2 separate regions of the Homo sapiens genome follow, and region 2 is linked to region 1. A link is an interaction called in ENCODE POLR2A ChIA-PET data of the cell type or tissue named here. Cell type or tissue: Panc1. All regions are shown on one strand. Each heading gives the region's core, and the rest is flanking DNA. Links, peaks and the distances in the headings are about the cores only. Region 1 overlaps TIAM2 (TIAM Rac1 associated GEF 2). Region 2 overlaps TIAM2 (TIAM Rac1 associated GEF 2).

Evidence for each region. ChIA-PET counts read pairs that join two places held together with the same protein. Peaks named below come from ENCODE experiments on the same cell type or tissue, not always from the same donor. Only the 100,000 strongest peaks of a DNase experiment are listed, where the experiment ranks them.
Region 2: POLR2A ChIA-PET joins it to region 1 with 7 read pairs; 6 of 35 experiments call an interaction of 5 or more read pairs at or near these places.

What each region holds. Positions count from the first base shown.
Region 1 is chr6:155,002,680-155,013,740 of GRCh38, reverse strand. The region is part of intron 1 of TIAM2 (TIAM Rac1 associated GEF 2); the gene reads right to left. It also overlaps the pseudogene LOC100421330. Among named protein-coding and RNA genes, the nearest start is that of TIAM2, 13 kb to the right of the region's middle. In Panc1, for the core only: no CTCF peak of the experiment used is centred there; no DNase peak of the experiment used is centred there; H3K4me3 peaks cover 505 bases; H3K27ac peaks cover 2,137 bases.
Region 2 is chr6:155,066,469-155,077,529 of GRCh38, reverse strand. All of the region lies in intron 1 of TIAM2 (TIAM Rac1 associated GEF 2), which reads right to left. Among named protein-coding and RNA genes, the nearest start is that of TIAM2, 77 kb to the right of the region's middle. In Panc1, for the core only: no CTCF peak of the experiment used is centred there; no DNase peak of the experiment used is centred there.

The DNA of each region.
Region 1 (11,061 bases), core at 286-5,285:
CATCCCTGCTAATGGTGGGATGCAGTGTCACAGATAATTTAAACAGCTGTCAGAGCTGAGCAGCTCTTCAGACTTCCATATGGCTCATAAAACGCACATGGGCTCTGTGCCCTTCCCCCTCCCTAGAAAGAGTTGGGAGGAAGGATATGAAGTCAGACAAACTGGGATTCAATCCCAGCTCTATGCTTCAATATCCTCGTGTACAATATGGCTTTCCAATATCCCTTTTGTGTAGCAGAGGGGAGCAAGCACTTGGAAGTACCTAGCACAGCGCCAGATGCAGAAAAGGTATGTAGTAAATGTTGGTAACCATGCCTTTCTTCTCTTCCCTTGAGTTCCTCACCTCTCCCAGCAAGCCGTCTCCCAAATTTCGAGTTCTCCAAAGCAAAAGAGACAAAACTCCACATCAAACTCGGAATACAGAGAACTTACAGATTATCAAACACAGAAATAAGCAGACAGAGATTTTCTGACCTGCTTTCTGGATCGTCTATGGCACACACACCTGCAGGAGCACAGACTAAGCCAGCTGTAGACCCCAAACCTCAGCTGTACTACAGGAGCCATGGGGACTGGTAAGCATCTATGTGCAGAGAAAGCCTGGGTCCTCCAGCCCCAGTTAGGAGGAGCAACAATGTGCCACAGGTAGGGGACAGGTGAGGAGCAGGAGAAGAAGTGAGAGGACGCTCAGAAGCCCGAGCATAATGGCCAGACTTACGAGATGGGAGAAACTGGGCAGGTTACTTAAACTCTCTCACCTCCATCTTCTGAAGTGAGTCTGAACTCACTCTAAGGTCTCTCCCAGTATTTTATGATTTCAATATGATTCTAATGCTACATTGTAAGATTTTAAGATGTCTGTTTTTAGTATTTCTAAAATAGCATCAGAGGATGGGGCATAGTGGCTCACGCCTGTAATCCCAGCACTTTGGGAGCCCGAGTAGGGCGGATCACTTGAGGTCAGGAGTTCGAGACCAGCCTGGCCAATATGGTGAAATCCCATCTCTACTAAAACTACAAAGATTAGCCAGGCATGGTGGCGGGAGCCTGTAGTCCCAGCTACTCGGGAGGCTGATGCAGGAGAATCGCTTGAACCCGGAAGGTAGAGGGTGCAGTGAGCCAAGATCACGCCACTGCACTCCAGCCTGGGCTACAGAGTGAGACTCCGTCTCAAAAAAATAAAATAAAATAAATTTTAAAAAATAAAATAGCATCAGAAATTGCCCTGTGATTAATTCTGTAAGATACCCTATATCTTACAGAATTAGGAATTAATGGGGTTTGGTAAGTTGGTTGGTTGATTTTTGTTTTTAAACCTCACTCCACCCAACACAAAAGTAGCAAATGTGCTTTCTGTAAGACTACATTGAGTCAAAAGCTCAAAAGTGAGAAAAATCAAAATACTGTTAAGGATTATCATTCCCTTCCTGCTCTGTGGACTTACTTTTGCTCAGTGAACTCTCATAGTAAAGAACAGGATAAGAAATGTGGGCCGTACAGTACAAAATGAAATATGACAACGCAAGGGGTGGAGAAAAACAAGGTTTGAACATAAACTGTTTGTAATAAACTGGCCATAAGGAAAGATGAACTCTTTGAAATTGTAGGCTCTATTCAAACACTGTATGTTATTTATTAACTACTCCTTTTTTTCTTTCTATAAAGAAATTCAGTACAGCATCAGCTTTGATATATTTACAATACTTCTCTTGGAGGAAATCCAGAGTCTACATTTGGTCTTAAAAGAAGTTTCTTCCTACATGGAAGCTATCTCAAAAAGCCAAAACACACACTCAGAAAAGCTGAGCCTCTCGTTAACATTTTCCAAGCATACAGTAGCTACGCACCATCTGGCACCCACCAAAACCCCTCCAAAAGTATCAAAAGACTGCCAACGCCTCTCTGCATTTACAAGAATAATTCCTGAAAAAGTGTCTGTTTGCAGAAGAATTTCACTTCCAGTGATATGCTGATCAAAAGTTTACTGTCTCCCCATAAGAGAGTTGACTGGTTTTAGTGACTTGGCCAAATATCAAAATAGCTGTAATTAAATGGAATTGTGAGAGCCAGATGAGGTATAAAAACTGAGGGTGATCCCAAAGGAACTAAAATTATGCTTAGCACATGTTTAAATTATATACCAGTCACAGGGCAAACCATTGTCAGACACTCTGAGGAGAAAAATAGATCAATATGACCGAAGGAAGTGTGCATTGAGACAAGCTGTTTCATTGTTCAGAACTAAGACTGACTGAAGTGATCGTCTAAGTTTTTCAAAATAAATATCTCACACTCAGTTATTTTGCTATGATATGAAAATTGAGAAGCCACAGGATCTCAATACTGTTCATTAGGATTATAAATGGAAACAAACTCATGGAAGGCAGCAGCTATGTAGGTCAGGTCCAAGGGAGAAATTTTCTAATTCAAAAGATAAGCACAGATTAAATGATCGCCTGTCCAAAAGGTCTCCTAACCAGTGTCAATTCCATAACTACCCCTCCACTCCTGAAAGTGAGGAGTTGTAAAGACCCCTAGAGTCTTACAAATTGCATAACCGCCTGAAATATCCTAAGAATCCCTTTGGTTTGGCTTGGTTTTGGTTTTGGTTTTGGTCATTCCATGTTACAGAGGACTCACTCAACATTACCAAGGACTGAAAAGAACAGCTCCTAAATTTAATTTTTTTTTTTTTTGAGACAGAGTTTCACTCTTGTCACCAAGGCTGGAGTGCAATGGCTCGATCTCAGCTCACCACAACCTCCGCCTCCCGGGTTCAAGCGATTCTCCTGCCTCAGCCTCCCGAGTAGCTAGGATTACAGGCGCATGACACCACATTTGGCTAATTTTTGTATTTTTAGTAGAGACAGGTTTCACCATCAGGCCCAGCACTTTGGGAGGCCGAGGCGGGCGGATCACCTGAGGTCAGGAGGTCGAGACCGGCCTGGCCAACATGAGCCACCGCGCCTGGCCTAAATTTAATTTTTGTAAGCTGGGCGCAGTGGCTCATGCCTGTAATCCCAGCACTTTGGGAGGCCGAGGCGGGCGGATCACCTGAGGTTGGGAGGTACCAGCCTGACCAACATGGAGAAACCCCGTCTCTACTAAAAATAGAAAATTAGCCGGGCATGGTGGCGCATGCCTGTAATCCCAGCTACTCGGGAGGCTGAGGCAGGAGAATGGGTTGAACCCAGGAGGCACAGGCTGCAGTGAGCCGAGATCGTGCCATTGCACTCCAGCCTGGGCAACAAGAGCGAAACTCCATCTCAAAAAAATAAATAAATGAAAATTAAAATGGGTTAAATTATTTCAATTCAATTACACATACCAGCTGCACACAAAGATCACAGCCACATCAGTGTTACCCAAACCCTTTACCCCATTTCTTTTCTTACTAGAATTTCCCCAGTTCTACTAGAAATGAGCTGTGGATCTTTTATGAGCTGTTGCTACCATGAAAATCTCAAGCTAATTTATTGCCTACCTATTTATATATCCTAAACATAGCTTCTTATATCAAAAGGCACAACCTCAAAGTCATAAGTCTTCCGCTTAGATTCTTTCCACTCTCTAACAGTCTACAGTTTCAAGAGTATACAGAATCTGGCCAGCCGTGGTGGCTCACGCCTGTAGTGCTAGGACTTCGGGAGGCTGAGGCACACAAATCACTTGAGGCCAGGAATTCAAGACCAAAACCCCATCTCTACTAAAAATACAAAAATTAGCCAGGTGTGGTGGCGGGCGCCTGTAGTCCCAGCTACTCAGGAGACCGAGACACGAGAATGACTTGAACCCAGGAGGTGGAGGTTGCAGTGAGCCGAGATTGCACCACTGCATTCCAGCCTGGGTGACAGAGTGAGACTCAGCCTGGAAAAAGAGAAAAAAAAAAGAGTATACAGAATCAGAGAAAGCTATGGGTGCGAGGGACCTTAGAAATCCTCTCTTCCACTGGATTCACAACTGTATTAGGTCCTTCAGAGGGGCCCAAGGGGCCTTCTGTCCCTTACAACTGCGTAATTAATATAATTTCCATTTCATCCCTTTTGTATATTATATATTTGGGTCTTGGTTTCACGTAAGTCGTAGTTTGGAACAAAGGATTCCTCTGATTTTCAAGAAAATCACTAATACTGCCTGGACCAAGAGGTATATACAAACCCAGACCCTGAGAAGCTGAATGACGTCTACGGATCCACATCTCCACTCAGTATAGACCAACACTGAGCCTCCAGAACACAGTCTCTCCAAATGCGGCCCCAGATCAGCCACAGTGGCAGCATCACCTAGAAACATCATAGAGATGCAAATTATCAGGCCGAACTCAGATCTTCTGAGTCAGGGCCAGGCATGGTGGCTCACACCTGTAATCCTAGAACTTTGGGAGGCCAAGCCAGGCAGACCACCTGAGTTCAGGAGTTCAAGACCAGACTGGGCAACATGGTGAAGCTCTATCTCTACTAAAAATACAAAACCTAGCCAGGCATGGTGGCTCACGGCTGTAGTCTCAGCTACTCAGAAGGCTGAGGTGCAAGAATCGCCCGAACCCTGGAGGTGGAGGCTGCAGTGAGCCAAGATTGTACCACTACACTCCAGCCTCGGTGACAGAGCGAGACCCTGCCTCAAAAAAAAAAAAAAAAAAAAAAAAAAAAGATCTTCTGAGTCAGAAACAGAGGACAGGACCCAGAGATTTATGCGTTAGCAAGCCCTCCAGGTGATTCTGATGCCCTGAAGTTTGAGAACCTCTGTTCTGGAACAATACCTAATGTGCTTTCCATTATGCTCTTCCTCTCCTATTTCAATCCTACAACTCCAAGGCAGTACATGCTAAGCAACTGCCCCAAAACACTGAACCTAACTACAGATTCACCCACTGAAAACACAAACACATCACAGTAAGGTTTCCAAACACTGCTACAGTACAGTCAGCGCATTTTTCTTTTCTCACAATACAAACATCCACATCCAAAAGGGTCAAATAAAAGTTTGAGTTTCAAGGAATAATTCAAGAGAGTGGAATATACGTACATTCCAGACACTGAGCCTCAGAAGAACTGAGTGATGCTGAGAAATTTACTTCCAGCTTCTCTGGGCACACTGCCTGCGGGGTAGCCCTGCTCTGCAAGGAGCAGGTTAAAAAAAAAAAAATTATTTCCAGAAAAGGAAGGTCCCTTAGACTATCAGTGACCACCAGTGAGTACCAAAGAGACAAAACTTGGCAATATTACTAAATGGAGACAGCTCCTTCCAGGAAAACCTGGTTCAGAGACCTGGAAATGAGTAGGAAAGTGACTGTGTTTCACCCCTAGCCTGAGGCAATTGATTTCTCTGTGCCTTATATTTCTTGAGGTTTGAGGTATATGTTCGTCATGTGCACAGGTGATTTTGCTGACTTTCTGCGTAATATATACATAAGAGGCACTATCCGGACTAACCACTAACTGTAAGCCACATCTCAGTGTCATGCTATTTTAGCAAATTTTAAGAATGCCAAATGAGAAATTACAACAAACACAGTTTTCAAGTGTGTCATATTATCATCTATCACACACAGAAATATAAATGTACTTTTATATCTTGAAATTATTCAAGAATTTTCAATGCACTCTATAAATGTTTAGAGATTTTCCTTTAGACAATGGAAAAAGCCATATGATGTATTATTTAAGGTCGACAATTACATATGTACGTGTCCACATATTTCGGAACAACCCACTTGTTGGTTTGCCGAAAATTCCAACTGTTGGCTGCCAACTCTGTACACTCCACGCCTTAGTGAATTTTCTAATGTGATTTATCAAGCTATCAAAATTTAGCTTCAGTGACAGACAGCTTTTCAGAAAATGCCACGCTGCAGTGACATTCTCTTCTCGACACACACCAAGACTCCTGCAATGGCAACCATCCGACGGGCTCAATTTCCTCACACGTTTAGACTAATGGCCAGGGTGAAACTGATGACAGTCTGACTTAGTGACATCCCCAGATTTTTTAAGACAGGTCATTTTAAAATTCCAATTACATGGTAAACTGAAATAGAACTAAGCAAAGTCCTGCCTGTTGGTATCCCTCAGGAAATGGCCTTTATTGAAGAGACAGAAATGCTTTCTCACTAATATTCATTACAAAATGATGTTTTTAAGTAACCTGACATTTTACCTAATCGTTTTCACTGTCAGTATGCTTATAACTAATATATTCAACAAACCTCTTCTTTAGAAACCAGATGTTTTCCTTAAAAATTTCCTTAAGAATGGCGTGAACCCGGGAGGCGGAGCTTGCAGTGAGCCGAGATTGTGCCACTGTACTCCAGCCTGGGCGACAGAGCGAGACTCCCTCTCAAAAAAAAAAAAAGAAAGAAAGAAAGAAAAAGAAAAATGGTTCCTGTCAAACCATGGATCACCCTGAAATAAGAAAACCTGTGCTGCATTTATATGTGACTGGCCTACAAATCTCTTGCCCATCTCTGGCAAGTTAACTAACATGGTTAGATCCTCACAATCCTATGCAAGCCTATGCAAAGGGGCATCATGCAGGGAAAAGAGACGGGAAGAGAGACCTTGACTCCACTCCCCCACACCCTCCACACACTGAATGCCCTACAAGCGCAAGTCTTACTTTATTTAGGGCAGTTTCTCAAAGTACGATCAAAAAGCCAGTAGCAGACCAGCCGCAGTGGCTTACACCTGTAATCCTAGTAGACCAGCCTGAGCAACATGGCAAGACCCTTTCTCCACAAAAAATACAAAAATTGGCCGGGCACAGTGGCTCATGCCTGTAATCCCAACACTTTGGGAGGCCAAGGCAAGTGGATCACTTGAGGTCAAGAGTTTGAGGCCAGCCTGGCCAACATGGTGAAACCTCATCTCTACTAAAAATACAAAAAAATTAGCTGGGTGTGGTGGTGGGCACTTGTAATCCCAGCTACTCAGGAGGCTGAGGCAGGAGAATCGCTTGAACCCGGGAGGTGGAGGTTGTGGTGAGCCGAGATCACGCCACTGCACTCCAGCCTGGGCAACAGAGTAACACTGTGTCTTTTTTTTTTCTTTTTTTTTTTTTTTGGTGGGGGGAGGTGGGGGAGACAGTCTCTAAAAATGTCGCCCAGGCTGATGTGCAATGGCACAATCTCAGCTCACTGCAACCTCCGCCTCCAGGGTTCAAGAGATTCTCCCACCTCAGCCTCCTGTGTATTTGGGATTACAGGCATGCGCCACCACACCCGGTAATTTTTGTATTTTGAGTAGAGACAGGGTTTCACCATGTTGGCTAGGCTGGTCTCGAACTCCTGACCTTGTGATCCACCCACCTCAGCCTCCCAAAGTGCTAGGATTACAGGCATGAGCCACCATGCCCGATCGAGACTCCGATTTGAAAAAAAAAAGTGCCTTGAGCCCTGGGTGTTACTGCAGCTCTGCCACAGGACTTATGTCCTCTGCTGCCCTGATTATAAACATCTTCTTTACTTGTTTGTCCCTACCACTAGAGTGTGGGCAGCATTAGAGTGTATCTGGTTCCCCACTGACCTCAACGTCAGGGACTTGGTAGGCACTCGGTCACTGATCACCAGCTCTGCCGTGGGTCGGCCTCCCATCTGTAAAACTAATCAGGCAGCACTGCCTCCAGGACCCCGGGGGGCTACACGTGGGAGCCTCCCTGCCCTCTACTCCTCGAGGCTCGAGGACCCAGAGGCAGGCGGCTCGATCCAAGAACTAGTCAGTCAGTGGCTCCTCCTTACCCACCCTTTTCTCCAGTGACTTTTTCAAATGATTCAAATTCCTTGAAAGTAAAGAATCTGGCCAGGTGCAGTGGCTCACGCCTGTGATGCCAGCACTTTGGGATGCCGAGGCAGGCAGATCACCTGAGGTCGGGAGTTCAAGACCAGCCTGACCAACATGGTGAAACCCCATTTCTACTAAAAATAGAAAAATTAGCTGGGCGTGGTGGCAGGCGCCTGCAATCCCTCAGGAGGCTGAGGCAGGAGAATCACTTGAACTCGGGAGGCAGAGGTTGCAGTGAGCCGAGATTACACCATTGCACTCCAGCCTAGGCAACAAGAGCAAAACTCCATCTCAAAAAAAAAAAAAAAAGTAAAGAATTCTCACAGTGCCAGGTGAGGTGGCTCACCCCTGTAATCCCAGCACTTTGAGAGGCCAAGGTGGGTGGATCACTTGAGGTCAGAAGTTCAAGACCAGCCTGGCCAACATGGTGAAACCCCGTCTCTAGTAAAAATACAAAAATTAGCCAGGCATGGTGGTGCACACCTGTAGTCCTAGCTACTCAGGAGGCTGAGGCAAGAGGATTGCTTTAACCTAGGAGGTGGAGGTTGCAGTGAGCCGAGATCGTGCCACTGTACTCCAGCCTGGGCAATAGAGCTAGACTCCATCTCAAAAATAAAAAATAAAAAACAAAAACAAAAACAAAAAACTCTCTCAGGGTCTCTCCAAGATTCCTGGCCCTCTGGCATAGCCTGTACTCAGGATGCCTGGCCTGCTTCCAGACGGAATTCCTCATTTTTATTGTGGAAAGACAGGCAGGCCTCCAGGGTGGAGGTGAAAGGGGAAATGAGGGACAAGCTGCTGATGAGCTACTCCTCCCTCCTCAGGCTGCCAGGCTAATTGGAGAGAGCCTTGCCTTGGGCAACCTGACCTCCATTACCATCCTCCAAGCCTTCTACTCTGGTGCAACTGACCATCCACTGGCTCATCATGGGTTACTCCATGACTGCCTTCTGCCTCTTCACATGGGGCAAATGGCTTAAGGTAAGTGAAGGCCTGCCTGGGAAGCTGAGAGGGACTCACTGCAAACTCTGGCAGTGAGGGATGCTCCAGACTGTGTGCCCACCTCAGCGACCTCTCCCCACTCTATAAATCCATCTTGGGCACATCTTCTTTTGGAGCCTACTATATTTACAAAGCAATGGTACCAAAGAAAGAGGAGTTAAAGGTGATGCAATAGTCTATTCGCCTGGTAAGTAAATGTCCTACAGCTAAGCTCAAAATACCAGGTTACATAACAGAGTAACAGACTTGGAAAAAAAGATGGTATTAAGAGGCCGGGCGCAGTGGCTCATGCCTATAATCCCAGCACTTTGGGAGACCGAGGCGGGCAGATCACAAGGTCAGGAGATTGAGGCCATCCTCGCTAACACGGTGAAACCCCGTCTCTACTAAAAGTACAAAAAATGAGCTGGGCGTAGTGGCGGGCGCCTGTAACAAGTCCCAGCTACTCGGGAGGCTGAGGCAGGAGAATCGCGTGAACCCAGGAGGTGGGGGTTGCAGTGAGCCAAGATCATGTCACTGCACTCCAGCCTGGGTGACAGAGCAAGACTCCATCTAAAACAAACAAAAACAGAAAGATGGTATTGGAAATTTGGGGTGAACTCCAAGGATTAGCCTGGCTACTACATACAGAGTATGGGCCTTGACTACTCTGACTTACTGAGGCACACTAGGAAGACTCTGGAAAGACTACAGACCAGGAGCTAGAAGTGACTCTGACCAGCCTTCCAATCAAACATCTTGTCTTGCAGGTAGCCTACAGCAGGACTGGTGCAGAAATTACTCATCACAGCTAGGCACGGTGGCTCATGCCTGTAATCCCAGTACTTTCGGAGGCCGAGGCAGGCAGATCACCTGAGGTCAGGAGTTCAGGACAGCCTGGCCAACAGGGCAAAACCCCATCTCTACTAAAAATACAAAAAGCAAAGGCACTGATAAAAGTCACATAAGTGCAAAACATCTCACACAACAGACTCAACAGAATGCACTTTTCTGGGGGGAGTTGGGAGAGATGGAGTCTCGCTCCGTCAATCTTGGCTCACTGCAACCTCCATCTCCCAGGTTCAGGTGATTCTCCCTGCCTCAGCCTCCTGAGTAGCTGGGAGTACAGGCAGCTGCCACTACACCCAGCTAATTTTTGTATTTTTAGTATAGACAGGGTTTCACCATGTTGGCCTCCTCCCTGCCCCACCGTGGCAGCTGCGGTGGTAGCAGCACATACACAATCACAGTAAATTGGCAGAGGAAACACACAACCGATTCCTGGCTAGAGGGGGAGAGATAAGGCAGTGTGCATGGGGGAGCCGAGAGGGGAGATGTGGGCCCCTCTGCTCCTCCCACAAGAGTGTCCCCTTTGGCCCCGGTGGAGACTTGGCCCACAGCTGAGGCACAGCTGGGAGCGTCGAGTCTTCCACCTCTCTGACTTTTCTGTTCTCTGGGGCCAGGGAGGCTGTGAAAATGGGGACAAGTAATTTCTTTTCTTTTTTGAGACAGAGTCTCACTCTGTTGCCTAGGCTGAAGTGCAGTGGTGTGATCTCGGCTCACTGCAACCTCTGCCTCCCGGGTTCAAGTAATTCTTGTGCCTCAGCCTCTTGGGTAGCTTGGATTACAGGCGTGCACCACTACACCTGGCTCCCTCAAATGTTTAGGTGACCTGCCAAATGGGTAAAAGGTATATTCCACAACAGAATCTAGAGCTGTTAATATCCAATACAATAACCTTGCCACAATTCCACGCTTCGGAAAAAAACGGATCAACCTTTATGTATTTTAACTTTCAGCACTTTGTTATTGATAAAGTCCATTTAGAGAGTCAAATATTTGGCAAAGGGTCTCTCAATCTCATAATCATATTATAATACTTTTAAAAACAATTTCAATGAACACTTCACACATTCTGTCAACCACCATTTAAGAGTGTTCACTAAAGCACCAGGCTGGATATAAAAGTGGTACAAAAATAAAACAAGCATGGCTGGGCTCAGTGGCTCACACCTATAATCCCAACACTTTGGGAGGCCAAGGAGGGCAGATCACCTGAGGTCAAGAGTTCGAGACTAGCCTGGTCAACATGGTGAAACCCTGTCTCTACTAAAAAAAAAACACACACACACAAAACTTAGCTGGATGTGGTGGTGGGTGCCTGTAATCCCAACTACTTGGGAAGCTAAGCCAGGAGAACTGCTCGAACCCTGGAGGCAGAGTTCGCAGTGAGCTGAGATCATACCACTGCACTCCAGCCTGAGCAACAGAACGAAACTCCGTGTCAAAAATAAATAAATAAATA
Region 2 (11,061 bases), core at 2,441-7,440, 62 kb before region 1:
AATACCAAGGCCAGGCCTCAATGTCCGTTACTAACAAATACTGAAACCCTTTTTAAAAAATATTTCTCTAGGAACTGAGTGAGTAAATTTTACGTCAAAGGGAAAATTGAGAAGGCAGCACAATGAGACTTGGAGATTGCTGTGCTTCAATATCTATAGTAATATTCTAAAAATATTTTCTTAATATTCTAAAATCAATAGCAATTACATTATTTAGGGCATTGAGGCTTCCTCCAACCCCAGGCTAGCATGGAAGTCTTCTGAATGGTCAAGTTATTATAGATCCTTTTCTGAGCTGAGCCTAAGGCTAAGCCTATAGGGTTCCTGTTCTTTAAAAAAAAAAAAAAAATTACTTATCACTAAAAAGAATAGTGAACATGCTTTAGGAGTTTATAGAACAGCTTCCTGTTTTTCAAGCCCAATGTACAATAAACTATGGGAATTACTGATAAATTAGCATGAGTTATGACAAATGTATTCATAAACGTTATGTATGTGAAATAAAAGGAATTTGTAGAAAAGGATATGAATTTCGACCGGGTGCTATGGCTCATGCCTGTAATCCCAGCACTTTGGGAGGCCGAGGAGGGTGGATCATCCGAGGTCAGGAGTTCGAGACCAGCCTGGACAACATGGCAGAACTCCGTCTCTACTAAAAATACAAAAATTAGCCAGGCATGGCGGTACACGCATGTAATCCCAGCTACTCGGGAGGCTAAGGCAGGAAAATCGCTTGAACCTGGGAGGTGGAGGTTGCAGTGAGCCACAATCACGTGCCACTGCACTGCACTGTCAGCCTAGGCATCAGAGCAAGACTCTGTCTAAAAAAAAAGAAAAGAAAAGGATGTGAATTTCAAACACTGAGTAGCAGGGATGTGACTAAGGGTTTGACCTACGTTATATTTTCAGGATTTTGCTGTTCTCCTAGTTGTCCACCCAGCAACCAATCCCCACCTCTCTCAGTTAACAAATTAGAAAGTCCATACCAATTAGCATCAAATTACAATTACTAGGCCTAAATTCTTTGTACTTCCCCCTAAGCCATAATTGCAGAATTTCCTTCTACTGAAAGCATTTCAGACCTTTAATTTTAATTACTTCGGCATGGAATTAGCAACATATTTCCCATAGGCATTTTATTACCTATTATTTCGTAAGGATGAATAACTAAAACCTCAATGAGAAAATGACTGTAGATGGTGCAGGGTGGGAAGAGGATGACACCCACATTTATTGATTTTTGGAACGCCACAGAGTAATATAATTTGAGCCGAGATGTCAGGTCCCTGAACAAATGCTCCACCCACTCCCACCTCTCAAGCCACCCCAGGAAGCTCCATCCCCCATGCCTCACGCCCCAACCCAATTATTATGAAGGATCTGAAACTTTTTGAGCACCAACATGACACCGCAAGTGGAAAATTCTGCACCTGACCTCATGAGACAGGTCACAGTCAAAATGCAGACGCTTCTAGTCAAAACACAGCATTGCAGGTGGAGACTGAAAACCTGCCCTGTCTGTTGTTGGCGTGGTTTAACAGCTGATGTGGGTATTCGGGGGATGCTATGCTGTTGCTTCGCTACACGTTATTTTTTCAGTGTATTGATAGTATGTCATATGAATAAGTGTAAGAAAATGATCACTTTTTGGTAATCATACGAATTAAGGAATAATGGTGATAGTATACAACCACAGATTGTTCACACGGATGGCAGAAATAGTGACACCTTTGCTTTCTGGCAGCAGTTCAATGTACCTTAACTTTGTTTCATGCACAAAATTCTTTCGAATATAAAATTACCGTCGGGCTATGCATATAAGGTATCTATGAAACATAAACAAATTTCATGTCTAGATTTGGGAAACATCCCCAGGCTATCTCATTATGTATATGCAAATATTCAAAAATCTGAATAATTCAAAATCCAAAACACTTCTGGTCCCATGCATTTCAGATAAGGAATCTTCAACCTTTATTCTCTCCTTCTGTGTTATTACACACTAATTCTTTTTGTCAAATCTTGTTCTCACCTCATTCAAAATCCTAGGGACTCCCCAGTGGGATCAGGGGAGGAAAGCTATGGTAGAGTCACTGTGGCCCAACCCTTAAGAAAAGTAAAATAAAAACACAAGGATGACAGCTGTCTTGAAGAGTTGGTTGTTGGGTTTTTTTTTTTTTCATTCCCAAGTAACGACACAAAAGGCCAATATTCCATTTAGTTTATCGTCATCTAGCTACAACAGACCATAGCTACATTTAAAATGTTCCTATGATCATTAGCACAGTTTTGAAAACATTCTGTACTATTAATAATTATGCAGAGAATTTTTCTTTTTACTTTGTCAACTTGAACATTTAATCCAACCCAGCCTCCCCTCACCTCCTACATTTAGTCCCTTCCCGCTGTGAGAGAGTAACCTGGAGTAGCCAGGATTGCATTCCTTGCCCACTGCCCTCTGGCCCTGTACCACACCCTGCCACCCTGGTCCAGAGCCGCGGCTGCACCCACCGTCCTTATCCAGACTTATCCAGAATTGCATCGAGACCCATTCACCACTCACCATTTGACCAGCTGCCCCTCCACCCTCTGACTCCCCAGCGCTGTGGTCAGAAGGTCCCATCTCCACCTCTACTGACAATCCTCAGAGGTTTTTTTTTTTTTTTTTTTTTTTTTGAGACAGAGTCTCCACCCAGGCTGAATCCTCAGAGGTTCTAACGCTATTTCAAAGACCGCTGGGATCAGCTCTGAAGACTAAAGTGCATCAGTGGCTTTAGGAACTAACAGCCTCTTAGTCTCTTAGAAAGAACGTAATAAACACACAAGAAAAAGCCTTCTTGATAATAATTTGGAAGAACATTTGAAATAAACTTATCGTTACAGGCTAAGTGGGGTGGCTCATGCCTGTAATCCCAGCACTTTGGGAGGCCAAGGCAGGCGGATCACGTGAGGTCAGGAGTTCGAGACCCACCTGGCCCACGTGGCGAAACCCCGACTCTACTAAAAATATAAAAATTAGCCAGGTGTGGTGATGGGCGTCTGTAGTCCCAGCCACTCAGGAGACTGAGGCAGGAGAATCCCTTGAACCTGGGAGGTGGAGGTTGCAGTGAGCCAAGATCATGCCATTCCAGCCTGGGCGACTGAGCGAGACTCCACCTCAAAAAACAAAAAAACAAACAAAAAAAAAGCTTATCATTACTTTAAATTAATTAAATAAAATTAATATTCTTAAACCTTACACAGATATTTTAAAGTCATGGTGCACTATTTTACAAAGGAAAACTTTAGAAGTTAACTCTGATATGGAGAGGAAGTCAAAATTAAGTTTGTCGTTAGGAATTTTCTTTTCATTAGATCCCTTGTAGCCATATCAACAAATCAATAATAATATCAGGTATTGCTGAGGCATGACAGTGCATGATTGAAGTAGGACCTGGTATCATAATGGTGTCATCAATACAGGATAGCAACTGTGGTGCATCTGGGTTGAGATCACAAATCAGTATCTTGGCTCAAGCGTTGAGTTCCCAACAAGTTGCTCTGGGGCAGGCACCCTTACGTCTCTCTCCCCATCCAGAACATTGCATTTTCCACCTACCAGCCTCAAAGGGATTTTGTGGGGATTACCAATGTCTGAAAGATCTTTCATCTTTGAGATGAAAGGTCCTAATGAGTATTTTGTTGAGAAGCACTCCCACTCTGCCCTATGGGAAGGTTCCAAACTCCTCTTCTAAGGGTATCTACTGCAGGTAGGAAAATGTTACGTTTGAAGTAGAAATCGTAATAGACTTTTAATTATAAGCAAGCGGGGTAGCTCGCTGTTAAGCAGAGACCAGAGACTCTTCAATTCTTTTTTTTTTCTTCTCAGCTGCTCTGGTGGGTGTGGCCTGGAGCCTCACTTTCTTGCTCTGTAAGTCCAGGTTAGGCACCCAAAGCCACTATGAGAAGCAGGGTTTATAATGAGAGGAAATGGAACCAAAGTGGAAATATCTGTATAATATCACAATTATATAAAGTAGGACTTGGCTATGGACGCAGGCCCTTCTATAAAAGTACTCAGTGAATCTGGCCAGGCACGGTGGCTCACACCTGTAATCCCAGCACTTTGGGAGGCCGAGGCGGGTGGATCACTTGAGGTCAGGAGTTAGAGACCAGCCTGGCCAACATGGTGAAACCCCATCTCCACTAAAAATACAAAAATTAGCCAGGTGTGGTGGCACACGCCTGTAATCCCAGCTACTTGGGAGGCTGAGGCACAAGAATCGCTTGAACCCGGGAGGTGGAGGTTGCAGTGAGCCGAGATTGTGCCACTGCACTCCAGTCTGGGCAGCAGAGCGAGACTTAGTCTAAAAAAAAAAAAAAAAAAAAAAGAACTTAATCAATCTGAAGCAAGAAAAGCACCAGGCACAGCAAATAATGGATAATTCTTTATAAAGTCCTTTAATCTCTAACCTTTAATAACAGATCTTAGGCATGAAAAACACCAATTTATAAATGGTCTCTAAAAGTAAACTTTGTTCTTAATAGCAAATATGGATTTTAATTGTGCTAACTATAGACTACAGTTCATCTTTAGTAACACTTTTCATTCATCACATAATCCAAAATAAGGACGAACCCTCGATGCAACTTCTTGAGGCTCCGTCCTCTGTTGGCTTCAGTGGCTCCCTGACGACAGGTGATTCCCTGCCCCACAACTGACCCAGCCTCCTTCCTGAACTCCTCCCTCTGTGCCCACCTCCTGGGCTGGCCAGCATTTGTCAGTGCTCCAGGCTTGGTCCTCATCTCTGTGTCTTCAATATTCTCTTCCAGGCTGACTTCACGGCTTTCACTATCATTGACGACAACCAAGACTCTATTTCTTCTGAGTTCCAGACCCACTTACCCACCTACCAGATGTACCACCTCAAAAAATCAACATGACCCAAACTCGTTATTCTTTTTCAACCCTACCCTAACCCCTTATCACCTGGCCCCCCTTTCTGTGCATCCAAACCAGGATAATGGTGCCTCTGTCCAGCCGCTCTGGAAAGACAGGAACCCATCAATTACCCTAGGCTTGCTTCTCCTTTCCCTCATCATGCACACCAAAATGGCCATCAAATCCTCTGGCAGGTACTTCCTAAGTAACTCTTTAATGTATGCCTCCCTCTCCTTTGCTGCACTGAGTTCGTTCAGCCCTCATAGGCTGATCCTAGCCCGATGCCTCGGTTGTTTCCTACTGGAGGATTTCCAGTCCTTTCTCTCTCCACAAATCTCTCCTCCACACAGCAGCCAGGGGAAAATTCTAAAACACCAATTTGATCCTGTTATGCTCGAGTTTGAAACCTTTCAATGTCATCCATCCCTCACAATTAATACTTCTTTGCATGACATACAAAACTCTACTGACCTTTCCAGCTCCTGTCCTCCCAGCCACCAATGTAAATTCCTTGTAGTCCACATCATACCATGTGTTCCAAATGCCTCCATGCCTTTGGTCCTAGCTGACACGCTCTCCTCTGCTTTAGAAGCTTGACAAATTTCTCCTCATTCTTAAGAGCCACTTCAGCGGTTCATTCTAAAACGTCTTCCCTAACAACACATAACAGAGATAATAATACTTTTATTTTATTACTTTTTTTTTTTTTTTTTGACACAGAGTTTCCCTCTGTTGCCCAGCATGGAGTGCAGTGACGCGATCTCGGTTCACTGTAACCTCCACCTCCCAGGTTCAAGTGATTCTCCTGCCTCAGCCTCCCAAGTAGCTGGGATTACAGGCATCCACCACCACACCCAGCTAATTTTTGTAGTTTTTAGTAGAGATGGGGTTTCACCATGTTGGCCAGGCTAGTCTTGAACTCCTGACCTCAGGTGATCGGCCTCTGAAAGTGCTCGGATTACAGGCGTGAGCCACCGCGCCCGGCCAATAATTCTTTACTTTCAGGTGTATCACTGCACCTTGCACAGATCTCTGTTCAAGCACTTACCATGCTATGCAGGAAGTATTCACTTGCATGCCCATCTGTTTCACTAGGGCCTGAGCTCTGTTCAATGAGTCTTTGCTCAGCTCTGCCTGATGCAGGGCATAGTAAACAATATCTGGGCACTGAGTATTGAATAACAACTTAATAAACAAATACAAGTTCTGGCATATGGTCATCTTAACGTTTAATAAGTCCAGTCTAAAATGCTGCTTCCGCTTTCTTCCCATTATCCAGAAATCCCAAGTCATGTAAGTTCAGGTGTTCTCTGGATCTTGATGAAGATCCGTGGAGACGTGCTCCAAAGCTGTCTGGAAAGCCAACACATAACCATTCATTTCTGTAACACATAAACACACCTGTCTCTAAATATGTGTCTTTTTTTCTTTTTTTGACACTGAGTCTCATTTCTGTTGCCTAAGCTGGAGCGCAGTGGTGTGATCATGGCTCACTGCAACCTCTGCCTCTCGGGCACGAGCCATCCTCCCCCCTCAGCCTCCCAAGCTGCTGGGACTACAGGCATGCACAACCATGTCCCACGAATTTTTTTCATTAGTAGTAGAGACAGGGTTTTGCCATGTTGCCCAGGCTGGTCTCGACCTCTTGGGCTCAAGTGAACGACCCACTTTGACTTCCCAAAGAGCTGGGATTACAGGCGTGAGCTACCATGCCTCCCCTAAAAAATATTTCTTACAGTACATTCAAAACCCAAGCTGAGCCAATAGGGTCAGTCATGTAGACACACATAAATAAAGGAGCTCTTTGGGAACTAAGTCTCTACCACCACCTCAGGGTATCACCATCCTACCATAAATTTCCACTTAAAGGACTAAGATGATCAGTTTACAGCAATGTTTTTAAGGCCTTTTGCCCTGAGTTACTAATCATTACTATGTTTAATTCATCATAAGGAAAATTCCTGAGGAACTGCCTTAAATTCAGGAAAGATGCTTACTAGAAAAATTTTTAAATGAATTCTGACTACATGGTATAGGATTAAAGGCAAACAGCCAAAGTAAATCAAATTTCAGCTTCAAAAAGAAATGTCTGGGCCAGGCACGGTGGCTCATGCCTGTAATCCCAGCCCTTTGGGAGGCCAAGGTAGATGGATCACCTGAGGTGAGAAGTTTGAGACCAGCCTGGCCAACATGGTGAAACCCCATCTCTACTAAAAATACAAAAATTAGCCAGTAATCCCAGCTACTGTAATCCCATCTACTCAGGAGGCTGAGGCAGGAGAATCGTTTGAACCCGGGAGGCAGAGGTTGCAGTGAGCCGAGATCGCCCCACTGTACTCCAGCCTGGGCGACAGAGTGAGACTCCATCTCAAAAAAAAAAAAAAAAAAAAAAAAAAAAAGTCTGGCCAGGCGCGGTGGCTCATACCTGTAATCTCAGCACTTTGGGAGGTGGGGCAGGCAGATCACCTGAGATCAGGAGTTCAAGACCAGCCTGGCCAACATAGTGAAACCCTGTCTCTACTAAAAATACAAAAATTAGCTGGGTGTGGTGGTAGACGCCTGTAATCCCAGCTACTCGGGAGGCTGAGGCACAGGAATTGCTTGACTGCCAGACATTGCAGTGAGCCAAAATCGAGCCACTACACTCCAGCCTGGGTCACACAAAAAGACCTTGTCTCAAAAAAAAAAAAAAAAAAAGAAAAGAAATGTCTGTCCAGATAGCACATTCCAAAGCTACACAATACCCAGGGAGGCAGAACTCATGGCACAGTTAGAGAACAGCATGACAACTTATTTCTTCAATATCTCCACTGCTGCCATTTTCTTTACTTAAAGAGTAGGAAGCTACATACTGACTCAAATCTGATGACAAAGCAAATCATCTGAATTTGTTGTCATTTTTCTAATATATTTTAGCTGCTATGCAAAATACTAGTGTAATGTTAGATACTATACTAAAATTACTGTATACAATGATCAAGCTTTTCCTATTATTTTACAGTATAATTCCTTATGTCTACTTCTTATTTGGGTGCCCACCTTCAAACAGATACAGATGATTATATTTCACCAAGATTACATGCAAATGTATGCTGCTTTATAGAATCTTTATAGAATAACAGTTTCTCCAAAGGCATGCCATGAATGAAACCCTGGTCGTTCTTTCATTCAGCTTGAATCAAACAATGGAAAATCTACTATAAAGTTTACTAACAGGCTGGGCGTGGTTGCTTACCCCTGTAATCTCAGCATTTCGGGAGGCTGAGGTGGGAGGATCGCTCAAGCCCTGGAGTTCAAGACCAGCCTGGGAAACATGGCAAAACCTCATCTCTACTAAAATACAAAAATTAGTCAGGCGTGGTGGCACATACCTGTAATCCCAGCTACTTGGGTGGCTGAAGCAGGAGAATCACTAGAACCTGGGAGGCGGAGGTTGTAGTGAGTCGAGACTGCGTCACTGCACTCCAGCCTGGGTGACAGAGCAAGACTCTGTCTTAAATAAATAAATAAAATAAAAAATAAAAAAGCCAGGTGTGGTGGTGCATACCTGTGGTCCTAGCTATTTGAGAGGCTAAGATGGGAGGATCACTTGAGCCCAGGAGGTCAAGGCTGCAGTGAGCTGTGATTTACATCACTGCACCCCAGCCTGGGCGATGGAGCAAGACCCTGTCTCAACAACAACAAAATTTACTAACAGCTACCAGGGGCTATAAAGGGTTATAAGATGCTAAGCAGCTTCTCCTCACTCAGCATTTCCTGAAGAAGGAAATGGATCTAAAATAGAATACCTAGTCTGGGCAACATGGCGAGATCCCATCTCAAAAAAATAAAAAATAAACAATCGCAGCACGAAAAGTAAAATGTTATTTAAAACCAAAACTACCAGCACTCTGGGAGGCCGAGGCGGACGGATCACCTGAGGTCAGGAGTTCAAGACCAGCCTGGCCAACATGGTGAAACCCGATCTCTACAAAAATACAAAAATTAGCCAGACGTGATGGGGGGGCGGGTGCCTGTAATCCCAGCTACTCCGGAGGCTGAGGTAGAAGAATCGCTTGAACCCAGGAGGCAGAGGTTGCAGTGAGCTGGAGGTTGCAGTGGGACAAGATCGTGCCATTGCACTCTAGCCTGGGCAACAGAGGAGACTCTATCTCAAAAAAAAAAAATTAACTGTAACCACTTCTGTCTCCTGAAGAGGAAGCACAATTTACAGTGTGGAGAGAGAATCTGTATACTTCTCCTTTTCATCTATAGAGATTGATAAAAGACAGAGAAAGGAAAAGGCAGAAATTTCCACTCCCAGATATTCCAGGCACATAAAGGGTGGGTAGAGAGTTTTTTGCCTTTAGCATTCATTGATGCAGAGAGGCTCCAGAAAGGCAGAAGGCCAGGAGACACACACGCCAAATGTGAAGGGAGAGGGGCCCAGCAATAGGGCAAGAGGCTGGAAACTCTGGCGCCTGTGGCAGTGACATTCCCAGCACTGCAACAGCCACAGGTCTTTAACAACTGATGGGTGTAACTGTCTATACTAAGATGTTACACTGCTGCATATCACCCCTTCTCCCAATTCTTAGCCTGAAACTTGACTAAGTGTAATAAAAATAGCAACACTTGTACGTGTGGTTGGGTGGAAAAGAAAAACGTAAATTAAAAAACAAGGAAAAAGTCGGGCTTGGTCATGCACGCCTGTATTCCCAGCACTTTGGGAGACCGAGACGGGTGGATCACTTGACCCCAGGAGTTCGAGACCAGCCCAGGCAACATGGGAAAAGCCCGTCACTACAAAAAATACAAAAATTAGCCAGGCGTGGTGGTGCATACCTGTAGTCCCAGTACTTGGGAGGCTAAGAGGTGGGAGGACCACCTGAGCCAGGGAGGTGGAGGCTGCAGTGAGCCATGATGACGACACTGCATTCCAGCCTGGGCAACAAAGTGAGACCCTGTCTCAAAATCATCATCATCAACATCATCATCATCCCTAACCCTCATCTAACTAGGTTAGCACAAAGCAGACAACAGGGGAAAGGGAAGCTTAGGAGGGAGTGGAAATGAGAGTCAGGAGGGGCAAGAACTCAGAGCCAGAGCTGAATATAAGAACATGCATCTCCCTGTGGGAACTTTCCAGATTTCTTGGAGACATGGACCTCTTCCAGAGACAGGGACAGAGAGCTCAAGTCAATTTTATTTAAATATCAAAGGAGAAGGAGCCCTCAGCAGACATGTGAGTTCCGACTCTAATAAAAGGCTGAAGGTGGTAACTTAAGTATAACCAACATATTATGGGAGTTGGGTGGAGAGAGAGGACGCTTGGGGTGAGAAAGGTTCTAGGTAGGAGGGACAGTCACAAAAGCTTCCCCTCCACAGCCCACCAATGAAAAGAAAACTAATATGCTCTGTGCCATCCCAGAATGAGCTCCCCCACAGCCAGACTGGGTCTTCAGGATCCTGCTGAGTCTGGGGTCCTACGATCCTGCGGCTGTACCACAAAGACCCTCTTCAAGGTCTTTAATGTAACCCTGCAAATCCAGCAGGCTGGGAAGACTGCAAATAGAAATATTTGTAAAGAACTTGTCATCGTCTCAGCTCTCTGGAAGACCGAAGCGGGCAGATCACTAGAGGTCAGGAGTTTGAGACCAGTCTGGCTAATATAGCAAAACCCTGTCTCTATTAAAAATACAAAAAATTAGCCAGGCGTGATGGTAGGTGCCTGTAATCCCAGCTATTCAGGAGGCTGAGGCAGGAGAATCGCTTGAACCTGGGAGGCAGAGGTTGCAGTGAGCCAAGATCGCACCACTGCACTCCAGCCTGGGCGACAGAGCGAGACTCAGTCTCAAAAAAACAAACAAACAAACAAACTTGTAATCAACAAATCTTTCCTTCAACATAGCAGTTAGCTATCAGGAAGGTATGCCAAAAAAATTATATATATACACACACCAAAAGAATTTTAAGTTTGTTGTTAAAATCTGGGCTTGCTTCCCAGTTCTAAGGATGAAAACTAAAGGAAAATCAGAGCCAAACAGGAAAGACACACCAGAAATATGATGCAGAAAGACCATAAAATTGTTGAAGTCCATCCACCAAAAGCGGCTTCCGGCTGGCCCCTCTGAAAGTTTGTACGAACACACATAACCTCC